Regions from separate parts of the Homo sapiens genome. Here region 1 is linked to region 2. A link is a contact called in ENCODE Hi-C or POLR2A ChIA-PET data. All regions are on one chromosome and are shown on one strand. The core of a region is the stretch at or near the end of the contact, and the rest is flanking DNA. Distances in the headings are between cores, read along the strand shown.

The links. Hi-C counts contacts between places; a loop is a spot of excess contacts on that map. ChIA-PET counts read pairs that join two places held with the same protein, here RNA polymerase II (POLR2A). Pooled maps may share reads with other maps.
Region 1: a map of Caco-2 shows a loop between it and region 2 (2.7-fold over the local background). The contact joins two enhancer-like sites. A Hi-C loop is called at or near these places in 6 of 168 maps with a recorded cell type or tissue (Caco-2, Calu3, K562 and 3 more) and 5 of 50 pooled maps. POLR2A ChIA-PET finds 5 or more read pairs at or near these places in 4 of 52 experiments (A673, activated B cell, activated CD8-positive, alpha-beta memory T cell and 1 more).

The regions. Positions count from the first base shown.
Region 1 is chr3:71,396,825-71,400,935 of GRCh38, reverse strand. All of the region lies in intron 3 of FOXP1 (forkhead box P1), which reads left to right. Among named protein-coding and RNA genes, the nearest start is that of FOXP1-AS1, 110 kb to the right of the region's middle. RefSeq lists an enhancer at 1,278-3,260. Within about 2 kb of position 2,580, at least 4 of the 41 ENCODE cell types and tissues checked have a DNase peak (open chromatin) inside an H3K27ac peak, as active enhancers do.
Region 2 is chr3:71,246,203-71,250,637 of GRCh38, reverse strand. All of the region lies in intron 5 of FOXP1 (forkhead box P1), which reads left to right. Among named protein-coding and RNA genes, the nearest start is that of FOXP1-AS1, 41 kb to the left of the region's middle. Within about 2 kb of position 1,622, at least 9 of the 41 ENCODE cell types and tissues checked have a DNase peak (open chromatin) inside an H3K27ac peak, as active enhancers do.

The sequences.
Region 1 (4,111 bases), core at 1,331-3,830, 150 kb before region 2:
CTTCCCTCCTCCTTATGTGTTCTCCTGAAGCCTCTGTTTATTATTGGGGTATTACTTTCTTTGTCTGAAATAGTCATTTTCTAATTCTTCCTCAAAAAAATTGCAGGGGGGTTCTACATCTAACACAATGTAGGTCATTGATCTGGGAGATTGTTCTCTTTTAAAAACAAAAATGATGGGGAAAAAATTCAGCTTCTTTTACTTCCCAAGCATCTTTTGAAAATGTGAGGTTCTGTATTCAGATGAAAGTCCACACAAAGCATTAATTACACATAAATTGGCTGGCCGTGGTGGCTCAGGCATTGATCCCAGAACTTTGGGAGGCCGAGGTGGGTGGACCACTTGAGGCCAGGATTGCAAGACCAGCCTGGCCAACATGGTGAAACACCATCTCTACTAAACATACAAAAATTAGCCAGGCATGGTGGCTCGTGCCTGTAATCCCAGCTACTCAGGAGGCTGAGGCACGAGAATCGATTGAACCCAGGAATTTGGAGGTTGCAGTGAGCCGAGATTGCACCACTGCACTCCAGCCTGGGCAACAGAACGAGACTCTGTCTCAAAAAAAAAAATCATACATAAATTAATAAAACAGAGAAGGTGTATGCCTTAGAAACACCCAATACACTAACTACCTGATTATCAGATTAAGTCCATGAAAAATTTGAAATAATTGGTTTCATTGCATTCATGCCAGCACTGGGTTGAATCAGCCAGGTAATGATATCAATAAGATTTACGTCAATATTATGGTGACATAAACATTTTTTACCTACTTGCCAAAATTTTTTTTTAATGGGTTCAGCCCCAAACCCTCCCAGGAAAACATACACTGCCAAGTGCGAGGTAAAAAATGAAAGTTTGTCACATGAAAAAATTTATGTATCTGGAAATAATGGTCATAATTATTAACACTGCATTAATTAGATTTGGCATTGGTGTTTTGAGTTTCAATTTTTTGTCTCTGGGTTTACATTTTAATTATCTTGGGATTCACAGATTGATGTGGAACATACTAGGCATTTGCTACATCGTTTTCAAATTAACAACTGGAGAAATTTTTAAATGATTCGTAGAGCCATTTGTAGAGTTTCATGGAAAGATTTCCCAGTAAAATGAAGGTTTGTAAGAGGTGCAGAGAGTGAAGTGGCTGACTGTAGTTATACATAAAATTGCCCCTGCTAATGTTTGACCACACTGCTTTTGGATTCATTTTACTTACATATTTCAGGTGTATGCCTTTCAAAGGTTGAGATGTGGTAAGAGGAAATTTCATCATGCTCCATCTCAGAAGGTTGTAGGTTATCAAAGGTTGCAAACCCCCTTTCCCTGCCCTGGTTGTCAGTAGTGCTTCCGTCTGGGTGAATGTTGGAACTATGTTCTGTGTGCAATCTGGGAGTTGATTTTTATCGACTTTAGTGAAATGCATAGGATTTTAGAACTTCAGGTATACCCAAATAGCTGCTTATTTTGAAACTTGCTTGAATTTCTTGTTTCTAAAATGTATGGTGGGAGATGGTGGAATAAAGGGTATTTTATACTTTCCTTAAGTGTAGTCACCTTTTCTTAAATTTCTGGTTTGTAGTTTTGTTTCTTCATGACTTGGGAGCTTTAGAGAATGTATCATACTGTGAAGTTGTTTGACTCCTTTAGAGATGTGTCTGAGTGTGTTTTGTGTGTATATACACACATACATATGTATACACCTAAACCTATGTACATACCTGTATATCTACACATATACACATATGTGTATGTACACACATAGACACACGTATGGTTGTTAAATTTCATAAACCCAAATAATTCAAGTTTCTTTCCTAACACAGAAAGTCACTTCTACGAACAGTTGAAAAATAAATATTATAATCAGCGAGGCATCACAAATAACTTTTATGTCTAAATCAAGCTATTAAATGCTTTTTTATTTTTAAGTAGATAGGGGAATAAAATAGCTGTATAGTTCATAAAGTGGTGTGCCATTACTGCCTGCTGTGCCCAAGAATTATGCCAGCTTTTTACACTCATGAAGTAAAAGCGGATTAGAACTGTGATCAATGTATTATCCTATATATCTTATTTTGCATTGTATTTCCTTTTTGAGCACCTTTGTAGACTAAATGGCTACTAATGACATAATTACAATTGTTTGTCACCACCATAATGCATGATTTCCTATCTCATCATGAAGATGTAAGTTAGATAAAGGAGGAGTTTTGGCAGGAAGACAAAGTGCAGTGATTTATTAAAGGCCAGATGTGGTTGTTAAAAGCTTTTCTACAGAAGGCACAATTGAGTGATGTGAAATGGGAGCAAAATCACTCTGCACCCCCAGCCCGTGGTTCTTGGTGTGAGTGACATAGTTGCTTCTGGAAGCATGACAAATGAGCCACATGTTTTATTGTTGTGTACAAATTTTATGTTGGAATTTAAACAGGGTGAAAAGGGTTCACATTAGCTTATACCAGCAAAGTAGGTGTTTAAAGGAAGCTAATGAGACTAAAGGGCTGGCGATGTTTTCAGCGTGCTTAGTGCTTCATAGCAAGAACTGAAATATCTTATGTTTCTGTCAAGTTTCAAAGAGGGAAAATCCCAGCACTGTTTTAAAAAAATGAGAGTGGTTAATATGAGAATTCAAAGAAATCAGAAGCAAGTGGAGACAAGATATTACTTAAGCACTGTTGACATACATATTGCACACATCGACTTGACATATATACAATCAGATTAGATAGATGCTTCTAAGGAAAGAGGCACAATTTCTGGTTTTAGCATTATTTGCACACACAAAGCTCTGTTAAAATAATGTTAAGACATTGGAGTGTTAGAAGCTATGAGTGGTACGAAGAGTGTTTTCAAGCTTTTGGAGGAGGATAAAAAAAGAAAATGGTTGTATCTTAAAAGCTATTCTGTGGACAGAAGGTAGTGATCTTTCTGGTTTTCCTTCCTTCCTCTCCCCTTCTCTCTCTTTCCCCACTCTCTCTGCTTCTTCCTTCTTTCCCTGTCTCTACCTTCTCCCTCCTTCCCTTGCATCCCTGTAAAATGTTATACGGAGAACAGTTAAACTGTAGGATTAGGTCTGTCTGTACAGCTTGGGACCTGGAATTATACTAGACATAGGAACTTTCCTGCCTTTTCCAGTGTAGATGGAGAAATTATTCTAAATGGTATAAGTTGAAGACTTCAAAGGTTTCTAGATTAACTCTGTGAAATCAGTGAGAGCTTTGGTGGGGTTTTCCTTCCTTGTCCTCTCAGCTGAAAATATGGGGTCCTCCTATTGTTTTCTCCCATAGTACTGCAGACTTGATAGCTCTTGTAGACTTGACCATACATTGTAATTATATGTCTATTTGTAAAATCATTTGTTTAACATTTATTTCCCAGTGTTCAGTCTGTAAGTTCCACAGAGGCAAAAACTGGCCCCAAGGCCCGTCGCATTGCCTGGCACATAATGTACATTTGGAAAGTATTTGTTGAACAATCCAAAGAACCGCAGGCAGCAATACCTACATTCAGGATATCACTTGGAAAAACTAGCAAAATCCATCCAGATAAAACGTTCCCAGATTATAAATGCTCATCCACATAATCTGTGGAGCAGTTCAGATGGCTCTTTTGCAACTTTCTTAAAGTTTGGAACTTTGGAATCCAGTTAGATCTCGTTCCTTCCGAATGGGTTTTTGCCTCCTAAGCTCTCTTCATGCAATTCCAGGGACTGCCACTTGATGGCTTAGACAATTTAAAATATAAAGTGGGAAAGGTACACGTGCTTCCAACCCTGCCTAGACTCTGCTGGTTCCATTTAAATGTGTATATATACACATATATATATATGTATATATATATATACACATATATATGTATATATATATACACATATATATGTGTATATATATATACACATATATATGTATATATATATATATACACATATATATGTGTATATATATACACATATATATATATACACACATATATATATATACACATATATATATGTGTATATATATATATATACACACATATATATGTTCCTTATGACTCATACATTGAACCTTATACGGAGATGAATACAGTTGAAGTACAGGGAGTAAAGTTTCGGAGAAATAAA
Region 2 (4,435 bases), core at 373-2,872:
TTTCAATTTTAGAGTTTATTAATTTCCGTTGAGAAGAAAATACAATTTTTAATGAATATGAAGAATTTTGTACTGGAAACCAAGTATCCATCTGCTTAAGATCCGATTGTCATGAATATGGAAATTCTATGACCCCCTCTAAAACTGCACAGTCCAAGATATGGCAGCCACTAGGCATGTGTGGCTATTTAAATTAATTAAACTTACATAAAATTAAAAATTCAGTTCCTCAGTGACACTAGCCATATTTCAAGTGCTCAGGAGCCTCATGTGGCTATTGGCTACCCTATTGGATGTTGTAGGCATAGAACATTTCCGTTGTCACAGAAAGTTCTGTTGGGCAGTGATGCTCTAGATGAGTGGTTCTCAACCAGGAATGACTTTCCCCAGCAGGGGACATTTGGCAACGTCTGGAGACGTTTTTGGAGGTCACGAATGCGGTGGGGGCATGTGCTACTAGCATCTAGGAATGCTGTTCAACATTCTGCAATGCATAGGGTAGCTTACACAATGAATAATTAATTTTCTGGCTCAAAATGTTCCTAGTACTGAGGTTAAAAAATCCTGCTGTCTGGTGGGGTGGACTTCTGTGGCCCCCAGCTCCTCAGTTCAAGTTTTAAAGCAATTCTCTTTATACAGATGTCAGACAACATGTGTTCTGGATATAATATTGGTGCTAAGTAGGGTTAAACCTGTGATTACGTTCAGAAAAGACTTGTTCTGAGTCCCATGGCCCCCAGTTAGAGGCAAGGGAGGATCCACTGGGCTGCATGGGGAGTCTGGTTGACACTGATGCTGCTGAGGCTGAAGAAATAGGGCAGCCATGGTGTTGTTTCCCTTTATTCTTCTGTCTTCTCCCCTCCTCACTTTCCCTCTCCCTTCCAACTGAGTGGAGCCAGCCATCTAAGTCATGATGTCTTGGGGTATAGTGGATTGGCTTGTACTCCAGGCCAGCTTCATTATTCAGGGCATTTGTGTGAGCAACAGGGGCTGGTACTGACATTCCTGCTTAGCAGCAGTTGGATGCCAATATGGTGTCCAAGGATCAGGTGTCTCAGCCAGAGGGCTGGGTTCAGATCCGGACTCCACTGCTTAGCTGTTGTGTGGCCAAGAGCAGATTATTTAACCTCTCTGAGCCTCAGTCTCCTCATTTTCAAAATGGAAATAATAACAGCCTGCATTTTGCAAGGCAATTGTAAAGATTAGGTGAGGAAATGCATGTAAAGTGACTAGTATAACTGCCGGCATATTTAAGAATAAATGGTAGCTTCTATTGTTGTTTTTGTTATTGTTTATGTTACTATGGTTACTAGTCCCAAGAAAGGCTGACTGAATTGATCTGGGGTTCATTCCCACCCAGGAAGAGGAAGTCAAGGCCCTGTTTGCTGGGTTGGCTGGGCTGGAGCCAGGGCTAAATGCCAGGCAGGCGCCAGGACCCTGCCCACTCCATCCCAGCTTAAATATTCTTACTATATTGTTTCTAGCTTGCCTATGGCCTCTGGCATCCACATGACTCTAAACTCCATTCAGTTATTTTCTTTCCTCCAATGCTAAATTAGGATGTTCACTTTGGTTCCTCCTGGGTTTCCAGCATCTGCAGAAATTCTACACAAAAGGATTCAGAAAGTGCTGGGGCTGGGAAGTTTGTGTTGGCCTTGTTTCAATGACCAATGCAGCTCTTTCTCCTTCCTACCCTTCCCACTGGCTTTTTTGTGATCAGTGACCACAAGACTAAGGACTCCACACCAGGCCTGAGGCCTATTGTGTGAACCAGCTGGCCATTCCCCTAATCTCATAGGTTGGTCCATCCCTGACTGAACCATAACTATGAGGAGCCTGGAGAGGAACTTCTTAAGTTTGTATTCGACTTCATGCTGAATTTTTTTTTTTTTTTTTTGAGATGACGTCTTGCTCTGTTGCCCAAGCTGGGGTGCAGTGGTGCAATCTCGGCTCACTGCAAGCTCCGCCTGCCAGGTTCAAGCGATTCTCCTGCCTCAGCCACCCGAGTAGCTGGGATTACATGTGCGCGCCACTATGCCTGGCTAATTTTTGTATTTTTAGTAGAGACAGGGTTTCACCATGTTGGTCAGGCTGGTCTTGAACTCCTGAGCTCGTGATCCACCTGCCTCGGCCTCCCAAAGTGCTGGGATTACAGGCGTGAGCCACCGTGCCTGGCCATGCTGGATTTTTTTAGACCTCCAGTTTAGTTTGCTTTGAGATCATCTTGAGTTCTTTCTGACTGTGGGTCCTGACTTCTTTTTCCAACTCCATTATTAGCAGGAAGAGAGCATGGCTGATGAACTGGTTAATTACATAGGAAACACGAGATCCTACAGATTTTGAATATTAGTTATGAGAGTTAATTGATTTGTGTGTGCTTAGTTGGTTTGCTTTCCCATAAAGGCTAACATATATTGTAGAGTAGGAGAGCTACATATAGAACACTATCTATTTTGGGCTCCTGTGTGGCACCTTATGGTTGCAAATGACCCAAAGCCAACTCCAGCTGGCTAAGCAAATAAGGGAATTTAATTGGCTTGTGTAATTGACAAGTCCAAGAGGAGGCCTGTTCTCTGTGAGCATTGTTAGGAATCTGTCTTGCTATTGTGCTCACCTTCTTGCCGCTGTGTCCTGGCCTCTGTTCAGCCAGCTCTCTTTTTGTGGAGGCAAGCCCGATTCATGCATTTAAAAGTTTAGCAAGCCAGCAGAAGGACAGCCTTTCTGTCTCCCAATAGTTCCTATGGAATGCTAGTAGTTGAGTATCATTCTTGGGACATGTCCATCCATCAGCCAATCAGTGTTGCTGGCAGAGCAGAACTCACTGATTGGTCAGACTTGGGTTATGGCTCCACCCTCTGGAGCTGAGAGATGCATCAGCCTCCTGTGAACCATTAGGACTGAGAGTGGAGAATGGGCGTTTCCCCAAAAGAAAAATCAGGCTAGTGTCATCAGAGAAAGGGGAGCATGGATGTTGGGCAGACAAAAACAACAGATATCCACTACCATATTTCCCTTTTCATTGTGCTAGTGACTTGGAGAAAATCTCCTGCCTGGTGTGTCTTGATTTCGCCACCAAAGTCGCTCGCAGGCCCTCGGCCTGATTTTATTTACAGCAGCAGCACACCTCTCTCTTCTTCCCTGCAGTCATGATACCCCGGTCTTTCCCCCAGAGGTTGGAATAAATGGCCTTCTCTGAGCCACAATCAATGGCATTCCGTAAGGTGTGACAGAGGAGGCCATCTGGCACTTGTCCCATTGTCGTTTCTCCCTGCCCAGGGAAGAGGCACATTCCAGGCAGAAGGTCGCAGCTCAGCCAAGTGCTGCTGTCTCTCAGAAGCATCACCCTCAGACTGGGGTCTGCAGCACAGAAACGCCACCAGAGTCAAACACCTGGCAGGATTTCCCCCTTTCCCTTTGTGAAATTTTCCAACAGAACCAGGTTGTGGAATAATACATAATGAAAATGATTCTTGAATAAAATTATAAGTTTGAATGTTCTGCACAATACTTTCCCCAATATTGGATGGATTTTTTTTTTAAGATGCTAGCACTGAGATCACTGGCCCATTTCAATTTTTATTGAAACAAATAAACCCAATAAAAACACTTATGCTGAGAGCTGTAGCGCCACAGTGAAAGAATCACCCTGTATTGAATGTATTGATTTATTTATTTACTGCAACTGGAAAATCGAGTATTGTGTTAATGTATTTTATAAGAATCACATTGCTCGATGAAATGGCTAATTTATTTGAGCGTATACATAAATAGCTAGCAATTTTCTCTGAGACAGGCTAATGAAAATGATGCCATGAAATTGTCTATACGATGAAGAGTGACGGAGACGAGTTATTATTGGGTGAGTGCTAAGACGCGCTGAACTGGCCATCATATCTTTGAACTTTTGAACTGCTACTTGTTTCGTGTGATTTATTGATTTTGCTATCTCTCTGTTTAGCTCAACTTTAGTTTTTGCCCAGCAGTGCAGATAAGTGGCATAGGAGATTTAATTTCATGGGTATTTGGGGTTAAAACCTATCTTTAAAAAGAATGCTAAACATGTTTTAATAAAACATGAGTTGCAGGGGTTTTAGGTTTCTGTACGATATGGATCTGATAAGAACCAAGGCAGTTTAGAGGGCAGCCCAGAGGTTCCAGGCTAGGGAGGAACTCTTTCTGAGCTTTGGAAGTTTCACCAGGGCCACATGCATTTTATTTGCTAGATCAGCCTGGCTTCATTCTTAATTACATGTATCATTTATCCCCCTGCCTGTGCCCTTTTGCTCATGGCACATGTTTTGCCTCGATGCCTGGTACACAGAAGGTTTCTCGGGTTCTCGCAGGCAGCATCACTGTCCCTGTCCTCCCGTCCTTGCACACCGAGGGCTGGCCGCTACCGAAGCACCCTCATTTTGGCTGATCTCATGGGGAAACT